3 separate regions of the Homo sapiens genome follow, and all the other regions are linked to region 1. A link is a loop called in an ENCODE intact Hi-C map of the cell type or tissue named here. Cell type or tissue: heart left ventricle. All regions are shown on one strand.

Evidence for each region. A loop is a pair of places that touch in the nucleus more often than their neighbours do. Peaks named below come from ENCODE experiments on the same cell type or tissue, not always from the same donor. Only the 100,000 strongest peaks of a DNase experiment are listed, where the experiment ranks them.
Region 2: it touches region 1 in a loop (3-fold over the local background); 19 of 110 quality-filtered maps call a loop at or near these places.
Region 3: it touches region 1 in a loop (9-fold over the local background); 81 of 110 quality-filtered maps call a loop at or near these places.

Annotation. Positions count from the first base shown.
Region 1 is chr12:100,550,377-100,558,376 of GRCh38, forward strand. The region is part of intron 9 of NR1H4 (nuclear receptor subfamily 1 group H member 4); the gene reads left to right. Among named protein-coding and RNA genes, the nearest start is that of GAS2L3, 19 kb to the right of the region's middle. In heart left ventricle, a CTCF peak has its summit at 4,404; no DNase peak of the experiment used is centred here; H3K27ac peaks cover 270 bases.
Region 2 is chr12:100,388,097-100,396,096 of GRCh38, forward strand. SLC17A8 (solute carrier family 17 member 8) reads left to right here. Exons shown (of 12, transcript NM_139319.3): 3 at 2,905-3,023; 4 at 5,273-5,387. Among named protein-coding and RNA genes, the nearest start is that of SLC17A8, 35 kb to the left of the region's middle. In heart left ventricle, a CTCF peak has its summit at 3,960 (motif pointing right); no DNase peak of the experiment used is centred here.
Region 3 is chr12:100,231,198-100,239,197 of GRCh38, forward strand. It overlaps a transcript of DEPDC4 not described here. Among named protein-coding and RNA genes, the nearest start is that of DEPDC4, 32 kb to the right of the region's middle. In heart left ventricle, a CTCF peak has its summit at 3,688 (motif pointing right); no DNase peak of the experiment used is centred here; H3K27ac peaks cover 247 bases.

The sequences.
Region 1 (8,000 bases):
TTTTTGAGACAAAGTTTCATTCTTATCGTCCAGGCTAGAGTGCAATGGCACGATCTGGGCTTACTGCAACCTCCGCCTCCTGGGTTCAGGCAATTCTCCAGCCTCAGCCTCCTGAGAAGCTGGGGTTACAGGCGACAGGCAACATGTCCGGTTAATTTTTTGTATTTTTAGTAGAGATGGAGTTTCACCATGTTGGCCAGGCTGGTCTTAAACTCCTAAGCTCAGGTGATCTTTCCGCCTCAGCCTCCCAAAGTGCTGGGATTACAGGTGTGAGCCACCGCGCCTGGCCCAAGTTTACATTTTAACATTAAGGAAATTAGCAATAACCTCTCAGAGATCAAAGCAACTTGTTCTGTCCATTTCAAATATAAATAATCCCTGACATTTATAGTAGTTTTGGGCCTTTTTCCATCCCCACAAGGGACATAAATAAAATATTCAATTCAGTAAGAATTTACCAGTATGACAATATATCTCATGTTTTGCAATGTTTTGTTTTCACATGCATTATCCTGTTAGTGCTGCTCCCAATGGCCCTCACTAGGTGAGTGTTATTTATAAAATATCCTATTTTATAGATGTAGAAATGGGCTTAGAGAGGCAAGATGACCTGCTCAAGTTCATACAGCTAATCAAAAGAGTGCGAGGAAATTAAGGTGGGTATTCTAACTCAGAGCCCAGCACTCTTTCTATATGTGGCATCTGTCACTCACCAATTTCTAATATTTGCCCAACTATCTGCTAGCAGGGAATATAAAGTAAAACATGGTTTCTGCCCTTCAGTTGAGAGATAAAGTATAAGCAGTTGTTAGCAATTTCAAATTGCTTTAAGTCAGTGATCAAATGAATAGACAATGAAGTCAGAGAAAGGAGATAATCTTGTTAGGGTGATGAAGTTGTAGCCCTTAATAGTACCATACTAAAATATACTGTGCTTATTTTTGTTATATGATTTCACTGCTTTAGCCTTTTCAGCTTGCACAAAATGAAAACAGTTACCAGAACTATGTTTTCCAAAGATGCAAATCTAAGCTGATTATCAGTTCAGATACTGTCTTTGAGAGGGGTTAGAAATGTAAAGAAACAAATGATAGACTATTTATAAGAAGGGTAAATGCTTTAGTTAAATTTAGAAATCTTAACACCTCTACTTTTGCTTTTGAAAGTGGTCACATGCTAACTTTTGCATGGGCAAATTTAGGACTCAAATTATAGGAAGAAACCTTCCTTGGATTAAGAGGAAACATTAAAGAAATACAAGTGAGGTTATTTCCATTGCCCCTAGGCAGAATCCATTGTTCCTCAGCTGTATTTCCCAAGCTTTTTGTACTTGCTCGGTTTTAGATATTATGTATTTATTTATGTCAAGTCGCCCCTTGGTATCCACAGAGGATTGGTTCTAAGATCTCTCTTGGATACCAGTTAATGGCTGCTCAAGTCCCTGATATAAAATACAACCTTTGTATATAACCTATGTACATCCTGTTGTATACTCTAAATCACCTCCAGATGACTTATAATACCTAATACAATGTAAGTGGTATGTAAATAATTGCTTCACTGTATTGTTTAGGGAATAATGACAAGAAAAAAGTCTGTACACGTTCATTACAGTTGCAATACTTTTCCCAAATATTTTTGATCTGTGGTTGGTTGAATCCATGGATACAGAACCCACAGAGAGTTAACTGTATCTGCTTCTTCCATTAACCTGTTAATTGCCTGAGGACTTCATATTCCCAGATTCCCAGCACTAATATAGTGCCTGACACATAGCAGGAATACAAATATTGGTGAATTTTGTTGAGTTGAATCTGGAACTTGACAGTCCAAACTCTGGTAACTCCTAAGCCCTGGTGAGACCTAATTAGGCCGGATAGTTTTTAGCCACTAGGACTAATGGGAAGCATATCATGTATTATATATTTTAAATTAAATATTTTATACTTAAAGTAGTTCTTTTTTGAATTGCTAGTTTGATGGCAGCTGTTTACTTAGGACCAAGAGTATGGCACAAATGACTCCCTGGGGAAAGTTTAGCAGTTGAAATAGAGGACATAGTCCAATCTCTTAGCACCACAAGAATATGTCCATTGCCTTAATGGCATCCCTTGTCCCCATCACATCTCACAACTATGTCACCTTCATCATAAAGAACTACGAAAACATACTACTGCCTGATTTAACATGCATTTATTAATCTCCTATTATGTCTTCAGAAGGATGCTAGTTATTAGAGATGCAGAGGTGAATAAGAAATATCTGGCCAGTCACAGTGGCTCACTCCCATAATCCCAACATTTAAGGAGGCCAAGGTGGAAGGATTGCTTAAGACCAGGAGTTCGAGACCGGCCTAGAATACATAGCAAGTCCCTGTCTCTACAAAAAATAAAATGTCTGGATGTGGTGGTGCATACCTGTAGTCCTAGCCACTCAAGAGACTGAGGCAGGAGAACTGCTTGAGCCCCCAGGAGGCCAAGGCTGCAGTGGGTTATGATTGTGCCACTGCACTCCAGCCTGGGTGACATAGCCAGATTCTGTCATAAAAAAAAAAAAATCTATGGAGCACCCTTTATGGGTCAGGCAGCATGGCAGCCACTGGAGATAACAGTAACTGATTCCCACTCTTCTTTTTTTTTTGAGACGGAGTCTCGCTCTGTCACCCAGGCTAGAGTGCAGTGCAGCGATCTTAGCTCGCTGCAACCTCCGTCTCTCGGGTTCAAGCAATTCTCCTGCCTCAGCCTCCTGAGTAGCTGGGACTACAGGCGCGTGCCACCACACCTAGCTAATTTGTTGTATTTTTAGTAGAGATGGGGTTTCACCGTGTTAGCCAGGATGGTCTTGATCTCTTGACCTTGTGATCCGCCCGCCTTGGCCTCCCAAAGTGCTGGGATTACAGGTGTGAGTCACTGCGCCCGGCCGATTCCCACTCTTATAAAATGTATATGGTATTTCACACTCCAGTGAGAAGGAGAGATATGAATTGTGATAAGTTGCAATAGAACTGAACCTAGAAAAGGAAGTAACTAATTCTGCTTCTCTGTGACAGGGAAAGCTCCATAGAGGAAGCAAAATTTGAACTTGGCCTTGAACCATGGATGGGGTGCCTTAGTCTAACAGGGATCCTGCCTTGTATTTCAGGAAAAAGCATGAAGACATAAAAAGTGTATCCCACTTGTTAGGGGAGCTGTCAGAATGCTCTTGGCCGATAGCTACAGAAAATAAACTCATTATGGCCTAAAAAAGTAAGAAAATGTATGAGCTCAAACAAGAAACCCAGAGGAAGGGTGACAGCAGAATTGGTTAATTTAGGGGCAGAACCCACCATCGGAAACACAGATCCATCTCATCTTTCTGCTTTGCTATCCTTGGCGTATTGACCTTCCCCACAGGCTGGTTCTCCTCCTGGTCATCTAATGGCCACAGCAGTGCTAGGCACTATGTCTGGGCACAACACTGGTCAAAGGAAAAAGAAATGCTGTCTTCCTCAGTATGGAAATCTTTCTTAGGAACTTCCCAGTAGACTCCCCTTTAGTCTCATGGGCCCAAATTTCACTGCTGTCCCTAACTACACCAACCTCTGATGTGGGAAATGAGACCAACAGTGGCTGGACCTTGGGCTGGAGCTGGGATTTGCCTCTACCATAGTGTATGGCCATGGGGCAGGGAGGGGGAAGGGAGCCTGTGCAGGCAACAAGCTGAATCAGCTTTAGGAGCCTTAGATGAATCGGTGTTATTAGTTCCTAGGGAAACTATTGGGCTGCTGAGAGATTAGTTTGAAAGGAAAGCAGAAGGCAGATGTGGCTTTGTGTGCCGTGTCAGGGATTTATACCTTGACCTCTGTGCTATGGAGTGATGTCATTTCTAGAAAAGTTTCAAGTTACATGGTTTTAAGGAAATAGTATCATTTTTAACCAGATGCTCAGTCCATCTTGAGGACGTCATCAGAATAAGTCATATAGAGGTATTTAAGATACTAGGATATATGTCTAGTGTAATATGCATACTTGTAAATAACACACACACACACACACACACACACACACACCTGCTTCATTTTTGTTCCCAATTACGACTAGAAAGCTAATTAGGAAATAAAAACTTTTAACATTTAAAACACCTAAAGCAGTATAGTGTTAATTCTATCAAATGGTTATTCTCTCAAAGAATATTTCTGATCATTGAACATAATTTATTAATCACAGACCTCTTTTTAAAAAAGGGAAAACAAATAGGAAACAGGAGCAGAAACATAACATTATTTTTGCATTTTCAGACTTTTCCATGGCAAAGTCTTTGGTAGTTAAGTTAGAAAATAGCCCCCCCTTGTGACCAAAAATCAGGTAATTGGTCATTCAAGCGAAAATGAAGCAAATTTTAAGCAATTCTCCAGGAAGAAGGAAGCAGGAAAACAGGAAAAGGCTGTCCCCTTCAGGATGATGTTAGTGTTACATCTCCAGTGTTAGAAATTGCTGGTTCACAAGCCCTTTGTTTATGTTGGCATGGTTAACTCTGATTGTTGACTCTAATTCCAAAAGTAGATTTATATTTATCTATCTTGTAGGAAAATTATTTTTTAACTCTCCCATTATTTCTTTTTTACATTTTCTCTATATTCACTCTTGGCTTTTACAACATGCACAAGATGAAATAATCATTTTAAAAACTTTAACCTTATTTTCCCCAAATGTTATCAATTGTAATTAGATAGCTAATGGAGGCAACATCTCTGGAGGGTGTGTGGGGATTTAGAAAGGCAAATGAAATAGGAAATTTGGTAATCAAAGAAATTTCTAAAAATTTTAATATTTTCAAATCAGCTGTCTTGAATATCCCTAAATCTTCATGTACTATTTAATTTAATGGCATAGCCATAAATTATTATTTTAGGTAACCACAACTGAGGAGTGTAGTCTCTGAATGCTGAAGAAAGCATAAAGATTGACATTTTTTTGAAGATGAAAAAGAACAGCCTTACCAAGAAAATAGAGAACTTAGTTTAGCTTTAATACCTGGAAAAATACTGAAGCAAATCACTGATCAGCCAGTTTGTATTTATCCCCAGTAATTTGCAGAATTTGTTGGTTTTTTAAAACCTACATGGCTTTGTAAAGACAAAAGTTCACACGTTTAATCTAAGACTTAAGATGAACTGAAATTAAGATGGACTAATGTGTTGATTCAGTTCTCCTGAATAATGATAATAATAGCTACTATTATAATTATCTACTCTGACATTTATTGAGGATTTACTATGAACCTGGAATTGTGCTAAGCACTCTCTATATATCTCATATAACACTACTGTTATATGGAGTACACATTATATTACACGTGACAACATTTCACAGATGAGAAAATGAAGTCTTAAAAAATTTAAGTAATGTCCCAAGACCAAGTCGTGGAGTTTGGTTTCAAACTCAGAGCTAGCTTATGACCTCTTAACCACTAGGTTTGCTGGAAGCCAGGACTGGTATTCTCCAGGCTCACATTCTCCAATCCTCTGCACTTTAAGTTGTATCTAGTTGGGTCATGGGTATTTAGTTCATTCTGTAACAGCTGGATAAAGGGCAATCTTCCACATGATGTAATCCCCAAATTGCTCAACAAAGACATTGTTGTTAATAGAGTCCACTGGGGTCAATTAAAAAATCAAAGTCAAAGGGGAGCAGAGGGTGGTATTTTGACCAGAGAGGAAAACGGCAAGGATTTAATTTGGGAAGACTGTTTTTTAAAAAATATTTAAACATTTATTGTGCTCAAAATTTAAATCCAAAAAAATTAAATAAATCGTATAATTCTCTTTATAGGCTGGGTGCGGTGGCTCATGTCTGTAATCCCAGCACTTTGAGAGGCTGAGGCGGGTGGATCACCTGAGGTCGGGAGTTCGAGACCAGCCTGACCAACATGGAGAAACCCCGTATCTACTAAAAATATAAAATTAGCTGGGCATGGTGGTGCATGCCTGTAATCCCAGCTACTCGGGAGACTGAGGCAAAAGAATTGCTTGAACCTGGGAGGCGGAGTTTGCGGTGAGCCTAGACCGTGCCATTGCTCTCCAGCCTGGGCAACAAGAGTGAAACTCCGTCTCAAAGAAAAAAAAAACAAAAAACAAAAAACAACTCTCTTTTAAAGTACAAAATAATTCATCACCTTCCTTTATTATTTACCCATTATTTCATCTAAATGTTTGTAGCTAAGATTTTCTTAAAGCAGGTTACCCATGATTACAGCTGCCTGAGAGGCCTGTCTCGTGGCATGTATATATGTTTCACCAAAGGCAATTTGGGAATGTGTGTTGGATCAAGATTCAGATAATGTAGACTTGGGTTTTCCATTTATTATGCCAGTAAACTTAGTCAACTCAGATTACCCATTCTGAGCCTTACTTTCTCAAGTCTGAAATGGGGATAGTAATACTGGCTTATCAGTACTTCCTGCACAGGATTGTTGTACAGAATCAAATTCGTTTATATATTTGAAAAATATCTACGGAAGGGATGGGTGTAATTATTGAAAAGAAGAAATCCTAGCATACTTCGGGATCTTTTACTACCATTTGCATCACTGTAAGATAGAGAAAAATGAGAGCTGTGTCCATGCATGTTAGAAGTAATTTTTTTCCTTTTTGTATTCATTTTATTTTAATTTTTTTTACATTTTATTTTAGATTCAGGAGGTACATGTGCAGGTTTGTTACATGGTGCGTTAGTCTGTTTTGCATTGCTATAAAGGAATACCTGAGACTGGGTAATTTATAAAGGAAAGAGGTTTATTTGGTTCATGGTTCTGCAGGCTGTGCAAGCATGACACCAGCATCTGCTCAGCTTCTGGGGAAGCCCCAGGGAGCTTTTACTCATGGTGGAAGGTGAAGGGGGAGCAGGCATGTCACATGGTGAGACAGGGAGAAAGAGAGATGCTAGGCTCTTTTAAACATTCATATTTCACAGTAACTAATAAAGTAAGAACTCATTCATTACCATGGGGAGGGCACCAAGCCATTCATGAGGGGTCTACCCCAATGACCCAAACACCTTCCACCAGGCCCCATCTCCAACACTGAGGATTACATTTCAACATGAGATTTAGAGGCAAAAAACATCCAAACTATTTCACATGGATATATTGTGTAATGATGTGATTTGGACTTCTGGTGAACGCATCCCTCATCCAAATAGTGAACATTGTACCCAATAGGTAATCTTTCAACCCTCACCTTCATCCCACCCTCCTGCCTTTTGGAGTTGCCAGTGTCTATTATTTCCATTTGTATGTCCATGTGTATCCATTGTTCAGTGAGGACATGCGGTATTTGATTTTCTGCTTCTGAGTTATTTCACTTATGATACTCTTCTAACAGTGAGAATTTAGGCTTTCTGGTAAGTATACCTTAGATGATAATTGTACTCTTTAGCGTCTGGAATCAAAGTTTATTCTGGTTTGCTCAGCCAAAGCTCTTTAACTCTGGATCTGGTTTGGAAGAAATGGAGCAGTCTATTCTCATCTGGACCAATCCCAGGAAACATCCTCATCTCAATTAATCCATAAGTCACATCACAGGTTTTTGTGTTGGTTTTGTTTTGTTTTTCTGTCACCACGATTCTCCATCCAATGGCTCTTGTGGAATAAAGCAATGCACAGAAGTGGCACTAAGAAGTCTGTTTTTTTTGTTTTTGTTTTTGTTTTTAGAGATAGCATCTTGGCCCGGGCGTGGTGGCTCACGCCTATAATCCCAGCACTTTGGGAGGCTGAGGTGGGTGGATCACAAGGTCAGGGTTTCGAGATCAGCTTGGCCAATATAGTGAAACCCTGTCTCTACTAAAAATACAAAAAAAAAAAAAAAAAAATCAGCCAGGTGTGGTGGCACACACCTGTAGTCCCAGCTACTTGGGAGGCCAAGGGACGGAGGTTGCAGTGAGCCAAGATCACGCCACTGCACTCCAGCCTGGGCAACAAGAGTGAGATTCCATCTCAAAAAAAAAAAAAAAAAAAAAAAAAAA
Region 2 (8,000 bases), 160 kb before region 1:
CTACCTTGGGTCCCTTGTACTTGCTGTTTCTCTGCCTGGAAAGCTCACATCTCAAATGACCATATGACTTGCTCCCTTCCTTTCTTTAGGTCTTTACTTAAAACTCATCTTCTCAGTGAAGACTTCCCTGGCCGTTCTATCTAAAATTTACCCCACCACACTGCCATCCAACACTTCATATTCCCTTCCCTTCTTTATTTTTTCATCTTATTGCTGGTTACCATCTAACTCTGCCTGTAATTGTTTATCACCTGCTATCTCCACTGGCATCTTCAAAATGGCAGGAGTCACTACAGCTGTTCACTGCTGTACCCCAGTGCATAGAACTATGCGTGTTACACAATAAACACAAAATACAGATTTGGTGAGCTGATTTGAATTAATGATAGCTAGCTAGTTCCTTTTTACCATTGAGCTTCAACTTTCTAATCCGTAAAATGAGAAATAGAGAGTATAGGCCAAAGTGGCTTGGACTGTGAGCTCCTAGAAGGCAAAGACAATGCTTGTTTGAGTCTGTATTTACACTGTCCAGCACCTAACATTGCATTCAGGAAGCACAGGACGAACGTTGAACAGATGGGCGGATAAATATGTAATAACTTGTGACAGGAAAATAAGATAAGCAGTGATGAAAATTTATAAAACATAGTATGTTGATAATTAGGAACCCTCTTACTCCATATTTGCATTTTGATATCAAAAAGCTTTACAAAGCCATTCATTTATTCATTCATTTGGCGAATACACACTTGTACCTTCTATGTTCCCAGGCGTTTGATTTAGGTACTAAGACTATAAGTCAAACAGGACATGGCTGCTATCTTAGAGTTTCTTGGTGCCCTGTGTGGGAAATTGACATGTGGATGTCCATTCACTGAAGACAGCACTGTGTTGGTGCCATGGCTGTGGGACCAAAGGTCTGTAAGACAAGCCCAAGAAAAAGGGACCAGTTCAATTTTCGGGATTCAGGAAGTTTCCTCTGAGGAAGGACCATTTACAATGAGTCTAAAAAGAATGAGTTACTTTACCTGGGAAAGAATATGAGGAAAGGGATTCCAGCCCTAGAGAATCACATTTTCAATGGCCTAAGGGTTGTGGAAGGTTGTGTTGTTGCTATTGCCATCAGCATAGTATCAGTAATGGCTGCTAACATTTATTGAGTCTACACTGTGTGCCAGTCACTATCCTAATCTGTTACATGCAAAATCTCTAAGCAGAGAGATAACCTACTAGAAATATTCATGCCATTTATCCCCACACATCCTATGGATAGGTAGAATGGGCTTTATTGTCCTCATTAAGAAATGAGAGACTTAAGACTCTAATTCTCTTTGTGCTATCACAAAACTGGCATCTGAATAATGTAGTAAATAACTTAGTAGCCCCCCAAAACCCCATTTTTTGTTTTATTCACAAGCTATTTTATTTTCTCCTTAGCATTCATTGCTATTTTGTGTTTTTTCTCTCTGTGTATATACATATATACACACACATTATATATATTATATATATATAGAGAGAGAGACACACACATTAGATATATGTATTTTTAGAGACAGGAGCTTGCTCTGTCACTCCCACTGGAGTGCAGTGTGTGTTTGTAGCTTACCTTAACCTTGACCAACTCCTGGGTTCCAGGGATCCTCCCATCTCAACCTCCTGAGTAGCTAGGACTACAGGCACACACCACCACACCTGGCTAGATTTGTATTATTATTATTATTATTATTATTATTACTATTGAGATGGAGTCTCTCTCAGTCACCCAGGCTGGAGTGTAGTGGTGTGATCTTGGCTCACTACAACCTCTGCCTCTTGGGTTCAAGTGATTCTCCTGCCTCAGCCTCCCAAGTAGCTGGGATTACAGGCGTCTGCCACCACACCCAGCTGATTTTTATATTTTTAGTAGAGATGGGATTTCACCATGTTGGCTAGGCTGGTCTCAAACTCCTGACCTCAAATGATCCACCCACCTCTATCTCCCAAAGTGCTGGGATTACAGGCGTGAGCCATTGCACCTGGCCTAGCTGGCTAGATTTTTGATTTTTTGTAGAGATGGGGTCTCGCCACGTTGCCCAGGCTGGTCTTGAGCTCCTGGCCTCAAGTAATCCTCTTGCCTAGGCCTTCCAAAGCATTGGGATTACAGGTGTGAGTCACCATGACCATTAATATAAATACATATATATTTAAATTTGTACATAATCTCTTATTACAAGGTGAAATCTATGAGAGCAGGGACTTTTGTTTGTTTGTTTCATTTTTTTTTTTGAGATGGAGTCTCACTCTGTTGCCCAAGCTGGAATGCAGTGGTGCAATCTCAGCTCACTGCAAATTCCATCTCCCAGGTTCATGCCATTCTCCTGCCTCAGCTTCCTGAGTAGCTGGGAGTACAGGTGCCCGCCACCACGCCCGGCTAATTTTTTTTGTATTTTTAGTAGAGATGGGGTTTCACCGTGTTAGCCAGGATGGTCTGGATCTCCTGACCTCGTGATCCACCCGCCTCAGCCTCCCAAAGTGCTGGGATTACAGGTGTGAGCCACCGCACCCGGCCGGTTTTGTTTTTTAAGATGGGGTTTCACTCTGTTGCCCAGGCTGGAGTGCATTGGCACTATCTTGGCTCACTGCAGCCTTGACCTCCTGGGCTCAAGCCAGGAGGCTCAAGCCAGGCTGAGGTCCCACCTCAGCCTCCTAAATAACTGGGACTACAGGCACACACCACTACGCCTGGCCCAGGACTTTTGCTTGCTGCTATCCCCAAGTATGTAAGATGCCCTCCATAAGTATGTGTTAAATAAATGAAAAAAGAAAGACCTCATGAGGTAATTATTGTGTAGGCTCATTGGTAAAAAATGGTTGTCAGCCTTTTTCTAACAAACACAACTATATCTGATTTCTCATTTCCAGACAGCACAGTTTAACTGGGATCCAGAAACAGTGGGCCTTATCCATGGATCTTTTTTCTGGGGCTATATTATGACACAAATTCCAGGTGGTTTCATTTCAAACAAGTTTGCTGCTAACAGGTAAGATAAATTGATATAACATGATACAAACCAATGAAATGTGGCTTTGTACCTATAAATTCTGCATAGCTGGCTCTCAATTTGGGGGTGCAGAATGAAAAACAGGAGCCATCTGGATAGATGCAATTCACAGATACTGATCCCAAATGACCCTGATCTTAATTTATTTTTATTTTTATTTTTGAGACGGTGTCTCACTCTGTCACCCAGGCTGGAGTGCAGTGGTGTGATCTTGGCTCACTGCAACCTCTGCCCCACCCCCTCCCCCACCCCACTCGGCATTCAAGCAACTCTGGTTCCTCAGCCTCCTGAACAGTTGGGATTAAAAGTGTGCACCACTACACCCAGCTAACTTTTGTATTTTTGGTAGAGACGAGGTTTCACCATGTTGGCCAGGCTGATCTCAAACTCTTGACCTCAAGTGATCCACCCGCCTTAGCCTCCCAAAGTACTGGGATTGCAGGCGTGTGAGACACCAGCGCCCAGTCAAGAGTTTCTTTTTATTTCGTTTTTCATCCAATTAAATTTACCTTGCAACTCTTCAAGTGATTATGTGGTAAAAAGACCAATCAACTCTGAGTCAGGAGAAATGGTTCCTGCCCCCTAACTGGATCACTGGGTGACCTCTATTGAGTCACTTTCCTTCCCTCCCTGGGCCTCAGTTTCTTCATCTGTGAAATGAAACATTGGACTAGATTGTATTTCAGTTCCCCTTGACCAGTGACATTCTGTAATCTTAGGTTAATATCACCCAGTACCATAAAGGTTTTCTCAGATGAGTGGTGGGGGCTTGCCTCTAGACTGCAAGATGTGTCTCTAATGTCCTTGAGACTCTGTAGTGGGTGTTTGAGCAATTAAAAGTACCCAAGAACAGAGTGAGCTGTCTCAAGAAGCAGTGAGTTCTCTGTCACCGGAGGTATTCAAGCAGAGGAGGATGGCCACTTGGGGGAGATGTTGTAGAATGTATCATGTATTAGAAAAGGAGTGAACTAAATCTCTCCAGGTCGCTTCCAATTGTATTTCCCATATGACTTTCCATAAATGGATTTCATGAAGTGCATTCCATTTTTAAAAAGTGGTTTTTTTTTTCAAATTCTAAAGCACAACTCATTAGATAGTTGTGAAAACAATATAATGATTTACCAATGAGCATTTTTAAAAAAGAGAGAAATAGAAGAAAAGATAATCAAATAGAATAAAATAGAAAATATCTGAATGCATTGCACATAAGGGTAAATATTGGTTTTTGAGACTTGTTTCAGTTACATTTGTATGTATGAGTATGGACTGGGTTGCAATATAAAATATATTTTGTTTATGGGTTAAGGTAAAAAAATTGGAAGCCACTACCATAAGATCTAAATAGGAATAAGCATATATTTATTTAGGTTCTTGTCTAATTTATGTCTTTTATTTATTGTTAGTTATCTATTGTATTCTTTTTAAAAAGTGATAAAATATTGGTTGCTATGGTTTCCTGGGTTACCGCTTACACCTCAGCCTTGAAAAAAAATCACACATAATCTAATTTCCCAGCACATAAAAAGAGTGGAAACATCATCAACATAAGTGAGAGGGGAAGAAAATGCTGCTTGCTCTCTTTTCCCAGGGCACCCTGAGCTGGCCAGGAAATGGGAGCTAAGACAGGTACACAACCTGTCTTGTGCTTGGCTGGTCCCAGGACATACAATGCTTCTTGGATAGTCAGTGTTTCTGACTCTGGGAAGCAGGAAACAACCTCAAACATACAGTAACAGTCAGAAAAGATCAGTCGGTGGGGAACCAGGCAGGATGGTAGGTCTCTAGCAAGCTTACCTGAACCTGGCCAATCTCCAACTTTTCAGGACATCATCCAGGCAGGACATCCCTGTGCCACCAAAAATTTGTTCATAGTTGGTCCAGGGGCCAGAGCTTGGGAATCAAAGAAGCCCAAGAGTCTAGCTTGGGGTGCACTAGACCCTAACACATCTATTTCTCCAAATTACAGGTGCCAGCCGCCATGCCTGGCTAATTTTTTGTATTTTTAGTAGAGATGGGGTTCACCATGTTGGCCAGGCTGGTCTCAAACTCCTGACCTCAGGTGATCCACCCACCTCAGCCTCCCAAAGTGCTGGGATTACAGGTACGATCTTTCCACAGGGATTTCCACAGGGATCTTTCATGAACTGTTAGGTTTGTTTCTGGTGCTTAGCTGAAGTAGCACATCCATCAGCAGACCTGCCGAATAACACAATGCTTTGGTCCCCCAGGGTCTTTGGAGCTGCCATCTTCTTAACATCGACTCTGAACATGTTTATTCCCTCTGCAGCCAGAGTGCATTACGGATGCGTCATGTGTGTCAGAATTCTGCAAGGTTTAGTGGAGGTAGGAGATACTTTCCTTACAGTTTTTGATATTGCTAGAGACAGCGCAGTCCTTTAGAAAATTCACCTTCTGAAGAAAATCCCCTTTACTCAGTTTTTTTCTATATTTTCTTCCTTTTCCTGCTGTTTCCATTCTCTGGTAATGGCTAAAATTGCAAGAATTTTAATTAAAATGCCTTGTGTGATTTTACATTTATGAACAATAAAGTACCCTTGCATAATGATCTTAGAGATAATCTAACCTGACCCTCTTCATTTTAATAGATAGTGTAACTGAAGCCCAAATCTACAGTTCACATAGCAGAGGCTCATTCCACTAAAACAATTTAAGTGGATTCATTAATAAATCTGTACATTTTCAAGGGTGTAGTCTGATGCAGAGATTTAATTCAATGAAGGAGGCAGCATGATATGGAGCCAGAAGGTAAATATTTTGGACTTTACAGGCCTTACAGTGTCTGTTGCATCTACTCAACCCTGCTGTTATAGTGCAAAAGCAGCCAGAGACAATATGGAAACAAATGGGCATGGCTACGTTCCAATTAAACATTTTACAAACTGAAATTTGAACTTCATATGATTGTTGTGTGCCATTAAATATTACTCTTCTTTTGATTTTTTTTCTCACCATTTTAAAATGTAAAAAACATTCTTAGCTTGTGGGCTATACAAAAACAGATGGTGAACCAATTGGCCCATAGTTTGCCAACCCTCGATATACAGCAATGTTTCCCAAACACAGTCATTCACCTCTGACCTTCGCCAGTTTGTTATGCCCATGTACAACTTGTACTATTATTTGCCTATTGTTTTCCCCTAGATCGACTCATTTAAAACAAAAAACAAAAGATACCTATTACTCTAAGCAATACCATCTTTGAAATCATGGGTTTGATGTGTTAGTTACATCTTTTCCTTTTTTTTTTTTTTTTTTTTTGAGATAGAGTCTCGCTCTGTAGCCCAGGCTGAAGTGCGGTGGCATGATCTCGGCCCGTTGCAACATCTGCCTCCCAGGTTCAAGCGATTCTCCTGCCTCAGCCTCCTGAGTAGCTGGGACTACAGGTGCCAGTTACCACACCCGGCTAATTTTTTGTATTTTTAGTAGAGATGGGGTTTTACCATGTTGGCCAGGCTGGTCTTGAACTCCTGACCTCAGGTGATCCGCCCACCTCAGCCTCCCAAAATGCTGGGATTACAGGTGTTAGCCACCACACCCAGCCACTAGTTACATCTTTTTCAAAGCATACATATATATAGTAGAATTATATATAAATTTAATTATATATAGATTAATTATAACATATATACTAGTGTATATATGTATATATAATATATACATATATAGTATATATATAATATATATAGTGTATATATATACTGTATCATATATAGTGTATGTATATAATATACATACACTAGTATATATATTATAATTAAAAATGTAAGTTGTTATATCATTTCAAATCCAACTCTAGTCCCACTAGAGGGACATATATGACACTTTGGGATGTACCCGTGTAGTGGAAAGAACACGATATTAGCATCCATGAAGACTAAATTTTAGTCACTTAACAGCCCTGAGTCTCAGGTTCTGTATCTTGAAATGAGTGGATGGACCAACTGATTGTGGAAGGCTCTTCCTACACTGATAGTCTATGATAATATGAAATATAAATATAAAGACCTTTTCCCCCATCTCCTACCATGCTTACATGTGAAGTGTATTTGAATTTCAGCATCTGTACTGTGAGTCAAAATAGCTCAATCATGCTGTTTAGTGTCTGTTTTAGTCCATTTGGGCTTCTACAGAATACCATAAACTAGGTAGGTTATAAACAAAAGAATTTTTTTTTTTTTTTTTTGAGACAGAGTCTCACTGTGTCACCGAGGCTGGAGGCAGTGGTGTGATCTCAGCTCACTGCAACCTCTGCCTCCCAGGTTCAAGCGATTCTTCTGCTTCAGCCTCCTGCATAGCTGGGATAACAGGCACATGCCACTGCACCCGGCTAATTTTTGTATTTTTGGTAGAGATAGGATTTTGCCATGTTGGCCAGGCTGGTCTCGAACTCCTGACTTAGGTGATCCGCCCACCTCGGCCTCCCAAACTGTTGGGATTACAAGCATAAGCCACTGTGCCTGGCCTTTTTTTTTTTTCAGTCTCGCTCTGTTGCCCAGGCTGAAGTGCAGTGGTGCAATCTCAGCTCACTGCAATCTCTGCCTCCTGGGTTCAGGCGATTCTTGTGCCTCAGCCTCCCAAGTAGTTGGGATTACAGGCATGCACCACCATGCCCAACTAGTTTTTGTATTTTTAGTAGAGATGGGGTTTCATCACGTTGGCTAGGCTGGTCTTGAACTCCTGGCTTCAAGTGATCCACCCACCTCGGCCTCTCAAAGTGCTGGGACTACAGGCGTGAGCCACCGCTCCTGGCCTAGAAATGTATTTCTTACAGTTCTGGAGGCTGAGGAGTCAAAGATCAAGGTGCTGGCAGATCGGTGACTTGGGAGAGCTAGCTTCCTGGTTCATAAACAACTACCTTCTCTTTGTCTGCCCATGGCAGAACGGATGAGGGAGCTCTCTGGAGTTTCTTTTATAAGGCACTAATCTCATTCATGA
Region 3 (8,000 bases), 320 kb before region 1:
ATCCAGCCGCCTTGGCCTCCCAAAGTGCTGTAATTACCGGTGTGAGCCACTGTGCCCGGCAAATTTTTTTAGAGTGTGTGTGTGTGTGTGTGTGTGTGTGTGTGTGTGTGTGTGTGTGTGTGTGTCAGGGTCACATTCTGTCATCCAGGCTAGAGTGCAGTGGCTCAATCACTCCTCACAGCAAGTGATCTTCCCACCTTAGCCTTCTGGGTAGATGGGACTACAGGTGTCCACCACCACGCCTGGCAAATTTTTTGTAGAGATGGGGTTTTGCCATGTTGCCCAGGCTGGTCTCCAACTCCTGGGCTCGAGCAATCTGCCTGCCTCAGACTCCCAAAGTGCTGGTATTACAGGTGTGAGCCACCATGTCTGGCCCCTAGTGACAATCTTACAATAAAACACACAACAAATAAAACAAAGGAATAACTTTATCAAAATATCTTTGTCAATTTTAATGTTTTATTAACTTTTTGTTGCTAATTTAATGGTTAGTATTTAGCATCCTTGAGCCATCTTTAAAGCACCTAGTTTTACTCTGAACTTGCACTTTAAGAATTAGGAAAATGGTGAAACCCTATTGCTACTAAAAATACAAAATTTAGGCAGGTGTGGTGGGTCACGCTTGTAGTACCAGCTACTCAGGAGGCTGAGGCGGGAGAGTCGCTTGAACCTGAGAGGCAGAGGTTGCAGTGAGCTGAGATCACACAACTGCACTCCAGCATGGGTGTCAGAGAGAGATCCTGCCTCAGAAAAAAAAAAAGAATTATTAGGAAAATGTCTCATATATTCATTTTTAACTTTCGAAGTATCATATTCTTTCTGACAAAAGGTTAAGTGGTTTCATATTTTTAGCCTAAAGGAAAATGCTAATAGAAACTTGAGTCAGTGAACAGTTGTGTAATTAGAAGTCTTTGCCAGGTGCAGTTGCTCACGCCTGTAATCCCAGCACTCTGGGAGGCCAAGGCAGGCAGATCACCTGAGGTCAGGAGTTTGAGACCAGCCTGGCCAACATGGTGAAACCCTGTCTCTACTAAAAAACAATGCAAAAATTAGCCAGGTATGGTGGCACGCAACTGTAATCCCAGCTACTAGGGAGGCTGAGACTAGAGAATAGCTTGAACCCAGGATGTGGAGGTTGCAGTGAGCCACGTTCGCGCCACTGCACTCCAGCCTGGGCGACAGAGCAAGACTCCGTCTCAAAAAAAAAAAAAAATCTTTGTATATGGGTTAATTAACATAATTTATATACCTCACAACTCCAATGTGACGGTTAAATTTCAGAGTTTCAAGCTCCATCTCAGTAAATTAATTTATTAGGTATGGAAAGGCGTCATTGTGTAACAAGCACTCCAGGTGATTCTGGTGCAGGTAGACCTTGGGCCACTTTGAGAAACACTGGCCTAAGGCTGGGCACGGTGGCTCACGCCTGTAATCCCAGCACTTTGGGAGGCCAAGGTGGGCGGATCACCTGAGGTCGGGAGTTTGAGACCAGCCTGACCAACTTGGAGAAACCCCATCTCTACTAAAAATACAAAATTAGCCAGGCGTGGTGGCGCATGCCTGTAATCCCAGCTACTTGGGAGTCTGAGGCAGAACAATCGCTTGAACCTGGGAGGCAGGAGGTTGTGGTGAGCCGAGATCGCGCCATTGCACTCCAGCCTGGGCAACAAGAGGGAAACTCCATCTCAAAAACAAAACAAAACAAAACAAAACAAACACAAAAAAAGAAACAGGCCTGGCGGGTGAGAGGATAGCACTTATTAAAATAGTGTAACCTGTGACAGGCAATGTATGTACATATCATTTAATCCTAACTGCAACAATTGTATACTAGCTCCATTTTGCAAATGAGAAAACCTAGGTTCAAAACAACGAGTAAACTGTTCAAGGTCACATTAGGTAGTGGACTTGCGAGTCAAACACAGGTGGGTCTAATTTTGAAGTTTATGCTTTACCACACCTTCAATTTAGATGTTCACAAGTATCTCACCCTAAACATATCAAAGTTAAATTTACTCTCAACTCCTCATCTTTCTAACCCAAGCTGCCACTCCTATATACATACATATATATAATTTTCATGTATGCATATGCATACAGCCCCCTGAAAGATGGAAATATGTATAAAATGTTCTCGGCAACCCAGTCCCTTTAAACATTCTCGTCCCTCTTCCAGAGATGCTGTTACAAATTCTAACTCCCATTCAGATTTCACGACCAACTTTAAATACTGCTTCTCTTTCAGATGCCATAATAAAATAGTTGTATAGAGTTCTGTCTTCATACCTCTATACATTACTACGTTGTTAATGTCATGTTTATGTTCTTTGTATTAGAGTTACTTTTCCAAGGGTGGGACTATGACATCCACTTTATGTCTCCTACATCATACCTGGCATAGCTGAAAAGCTGAATGATTATACTCATGAATGAATTATTAGGTAGCATCATTGGTTATAGGGTTGCTAAGCATCAGAGATGAGGCTTCAGCCCCAACTTTTTTGGTTTTTGTGTTCCAAAAATCTTTTTAGCATGCAAGGAATCAGCAAATAGAAGCACTTGCAATCTACTTGTAGAGTGTACCGGAAGGAAAGATTTCCAGGAAAAAGATCTCAATAACAGATTTCAGTCTTGAATTCTTTATGTATAAAAGTTATATAAGAAGAAAAACGTTTTGTCTCAAAAAAAAATTTTTTTTGGAGTTAGAAAATCTTTTATGAGCTTGGGCTACATGGCGAAACCCTGTCTCTTAAAAAAAAGCTAGCTGGGCTTGGTGGCATGTGCCTGTAGTCCCAGCTACTCAGGAGGCTGAGGTGGGAGAATCACTTGAACCCAGGAGGTTGAGGCTGTGGTGAGCCATGATTACACCACTGCACTTCAGCCTGAGTGACAGAGTTAGACCCTGTCTCCAGAAACAAACAAACAAAAAACCAAACTTTTATTTATGTGGATAGTACCTGTCAACAAAAAAAATTGTTCAATGATACTTGTTAAAAGATGATTTTATTCAGGACCATCAAAATAGGTACAGGGACCACTGCTATGGGATTTTGCAGTCAGAGAGAGATACTAGCCTCAAATCTGGGTACGGCATGGCCAAGTGGTGGGAATTTATAGCCAAGAAGCAGGTCAGGGGTCAATGAATGGAAAATTACTCAGAGAAAAACCTCAAGGGTAAGGGAGATTCTGGCTGAACTGACCTAACAGGATTCTCGCTGAAGACTGGCCAGGATGATGACACATAACCTTTGGGGAATGATGAAGGATGAGGAACCTGATTGGATATTGAGTATGATCAGATATTGACGGTGGGGGCTTCTTGCTAAACTGACACAGCAGGGTTCTTTGCTAAAATGGGATTTTACAAGGAAGAGCACAGATGGGACTAGAAGAAGATTCAGGAGCCTGACTAAAGTTTGGTCAAGCAAACAATCTTTGTCATCTCGTAGAGACCGAATAATCTAAGAAGTTTAAACAGTCTCAAGTGTTATGAATCAGACCGTTAATGGTCATGGAAATTTACTGAATATTCTATCAGGAGCAAAGCTTTCCAGTAATTGAAGCTGGATTTATTTATACAGAGAAAAAAATGCTTTACACGTAAGTCCCTCCAAACTGTTTAGCCTAACATTGAATGATGATACCCTTGGGAACTTAATTCTTTTTAAGCCTAATAACTGTGCTTTATGAAGCTGTCACTAGGTGGCATGGCAATGCTTGGTTAGAAATTTCCCTTTGGAAATTAATGCCTCAGAACCTTCAAAAACTATTCAGTAGAAGTCAGTTTCTTTGTAAACAAGTTTCATTGTTTACAAACGTTTCACTGTTTACAAGTTTCATTGAGTAGTAGTATGGATGTATGTGTGTGTATATATATATATGTATATACACATACATATACATATATATGTACACGTTGATAAAAATAAGCTCCATTAGAGAATGTTGTAGGAAATACTCAATTTAAATGATAACAAAATAAGATATTTAAAGTATGCTTAACAACTCTGACTTCTGGTAATTCTATTTCTAAACTATATTTTATCCTAATCTAGAATACTCATCTGATAGTATTTTCCCTTTTAACCCAAACAGGTCAAATCGTAAATCCAGGTCTATGATTCCAGAGCCCATATTCTTTTTTTCTTTTAAGGTTTTTTTTTTTTTTTTATTCTCTTTTTAAAAATTCTTCATTTCCATAGGTTTTTGGGGAACAGGTGGTATTTGGTTACATGAATAAGCTTTTTAGTGGTGATTTGTGAGATTTTGGGGCACCCATCCCCCCAGCAGTATACACTGAACCCAATTTGTAGCCTTTTATCCCTTACCCCTTTCCCACCCTTTCACCCCCAAGTCCCCAAACTCCACTGTATCATTCTTTTTTTTTTTTCCCCCAAGATGGAGTCTTGCTCTGTCACCCAGGCCGGAGTGCAGTGGCATGATCCCGGCTCACTACAGCCTCCATCTCCTGTGTTCAGGCAATTGTCCTATCTCAGCCTCCCAAGTAGCTGGGATTACAGGTGCCCGCCACTGCGCCTGGCTAATTTTTGTATTTTTAGTAGAGACGGGTTTCACCATGTTGGCTAGGCTGGTCTTGAACTCCTGACCTTAGGTGATCCACCTGCCTCAGCTTCCCAGAGTGTTGGGATTACAGGCATGAGCCACCATGCCTGGCCCACTGTATCACTCTTAGGCCTTTGCATTCTCATAGCTTAGCTCCCACTTATGAAGGAGAACATACGATGTTTGGTTTCCCATTCCTCAGTTACTTCACATAGAATAATGGTCTCCAATCCCATCCAGGTTGCTGCGAATGCCCTTAATTCATTCCTTTTTATGGCTGCATAGTATTCCATTGTATGCATATACCACACTTTGTTTATCCACTTGTTGATTGATGGGCATTTGGGCTGGTTCCGTATTTTTGCAATTGTGAATTGTGGTGCTATAAACATGTGTGAGCAAGTATCTTTTTGGTATAATGACTTCTTTTCCTCTGGGTAGATACCCAGTAGTGGGATTGCTAAATCAAATGATAGTTCTACTTTTAGTTCTTTAAGGAATCTCCACACCGTTTTCCATAGTGGCTGTACTAGTTTACATTCCCACCAGTAATGTAGAAGTGTTCCTTGTTCACCACATCCATGCCAACATCTATTTTTTTTTTATTTTTCTATTATGACCATTCTGTGGGAGTAAGGTAGTATTGCATTGTGGTTTTGATTTATATTTCCCTAATTACTAGTGATGTTGAGCATTTTTTCATATGTTTGTTGGTCATTTGTATATCTTCTTTTGAGAATTTTCTATTCATGTCCTTAGCCCACTTTTTGATGGGATTGTTTTTTTCTTACTGATTTGTTTGAGTTCCTTGTAGATTCTGGATATTAGCACTTTGTCAGATGTATAAAGATTTTCTCCCACTCTATGGGTTCTCTGTTTACTGTGCAGACTGTTCCTTTTGCTGTGCAAAAGCGCTTTTGTTTAATTAAGTCCCACCTATTTATCTTTGTTTTTATTGTATTTGCTTTTGGGTTCTTGGTCATGAAATCTTTGCATAAGCCAATGTCTAGAAGAGTTTTTCCCATGTTATCTTCTAGAATTTTCAAAGTTTCAGTTCTTAGATTTAAGTCCTTGATCCATCTTGAGTTGATTTTTGTATAAGGTGAGAGATGAGGAATCCAGTTTCATTCTCCTACATGTGGCTTGCCAATTATCCTAGCACCATTTGTTGAAGAGGGTGTCCTTTCCCCACTTTCTGTTTTTGTTTGCTTTGTCGAAGATCAGTTGGCTATACGTATTTGGGTTTATTTCTGGGTTCTCTATTCTGTTCCATTGGTCTATGTGCCTATTTTTATACTAGTACCATGCTGTTTTGGTGACTATGGCCTTATAGTATAGTTTAAAATCAGGTACTGTGATGCCTCCAGATTTGTTCTTTTTGCTTAGTCTTGCTTTGGCTATGCAGGCTCTTTTTTCTTTCCATATGAATTTTAGGATTTTCTTTTTCTTTTTTTTTTTTTTTGAAACAGAGTCTCGTTCTGTTGCCAGCCAGGCTGGAGTGCAGTGGCGTGATCTCGGCTCACCGCAACCTCCACCTCCCAAGTTCAAGTGATTCTCCTGCCTCAGCCTCCCAAGTAGCTGGGACTACAGGCGTGTGCCACCACACCCAGCTAATTTTTGTATTTTTAGTAGAGATGGGTTTTCACCATGTTGGCCAGGCTGGACTCGAACTCCTGACCTCAGGTGATCCACCCACCTTGGCCTCCCAAAGTGCTGGGATTACAGGTGTGAGCCACTGCACCTAGCCTAGGATTTTTATTTTTTCTAGTTCTGTAAAGAATGATGGTAGTATTTTAATGGAAATTGCATTGAATTGTAGACTTCAGAGCCCATATTCCTGTTACCACATCACAGATTCTCCCTCACGAACCCACTATTTACAGATGGACAGATGACTGTTATCCATCGAAGAGTTGGAAGGTACCTTTGGTATTATCTGGCCCAATCTTAAAAAATTTTTTTTAATTTATTTCATTTTTTATTTCTTTGTTTCAACCTTAAACTATTAAAGGAATAGCTCGATCTTAAAAATACAAATCTGTGCATGTGTATTTTTATTTTAGAGATTTTTAAAAAACTGAGGCTCAGTGCAAAGATATTTGTCTAAGGTTATAATTTTCTGAACAGCAGACGCAACAACATGGTAATATCCTTAAAGCATTTGTCAAAGTATCCACCATTCATAGTGATGACTAGCAAATCCCTACCTGATTCACACTGAACATTAAAATGGCAACTTTCCAAATAAGGAGACTTCTATCGAAGAGGGCTTGGTGGCATGTTTCCAATATTTTCCCGGTATCTCTTCAGGTACCCTCTCAGGTCTTCCACTGGAAGTATACTAACTTCCTCCCCAACTTAAAAAAAAAAAATATGCAGATTAGGGCAGTTTTATCTTCCAGTGTCATATAATTGGGTTGCTTTTTTTTTTTTTGACAGAGTCTCGCTCCATCACCCAGGCTGGAGTGCGATGGCACCATCTCGGCAACATCTGCCTCCCGGGTTCAAGCAATTCTCCTGCCTCAGCCTCCCAAGTAGATGGCATGCACCAACACTCCCGGCTAATTTTTTGTATTTTTAGTAGAGACGGGGTTTCACCATGTTGGCCAGGCTGGTCTCGAACTCCTGATCTCAGGTCATCTGCCTGCCTTGGCCTACCAAAGTGCTGGGATTACAGGTGTGAGCCACCACACCCAGCCTTTCTTTTTTTTTAAGTAGGAAGAACTTAAAAGTCATCTAGCTTAGTGCTTTTTTTTTTTTTTTTTGCCCAGGCTGGTGTGCAGTGGCATAATCTCAGCTCACTGCAACCTCTGCTCCTGGGCTCAAGTGATCCTCCTACCTTAGCCTCCTGAGCAGCTGGGACTATAGGCACCCACCACTGTACCTGGCTAATTTTTGCATTTTTACTAGAGATGGGGTTTTGCCATGTTGTGCAGGCTGGTCTTGGAACTCGTGGGCTCAAGGCATCTACCCACTTCAGCCTCCCAAAGTGCTGGGATTATAGGCATGAGCCACCACATCCAGCCAATGCTCTTATGTTAATATAACATTGGGATATTTAATAGTTTATCCATAAGGTAAAAGCAAAATTTAGGAAATATATAAATATACATCAATAAAGACTTTTAGATTCTTGAACCCAGTGGTTCTTACTGTGCTTGCGCCACAGCCCTCGTGAAAATTTGCTGACAGCCATGGATTGTCTTCCTAGAAAGATGCCATAAGCACAGATACACAAAAAACTGCCTACAGTTTCAGAAAGTGTATTGTACTTTGGCCCTTTGAAACCTTTTCACAGACTCTTAGTTGAGAATTTTTGTTTGTTAGTTTTTTTGAGACAGAGTCTCTCCCTATTGCTGAGGCTGGAGTGCAGCGGTGTGATCTCAGCTCACTGCAACCTCCACCTCCTGGGTTCAAGCAATTCTCCTGCCTCAGCC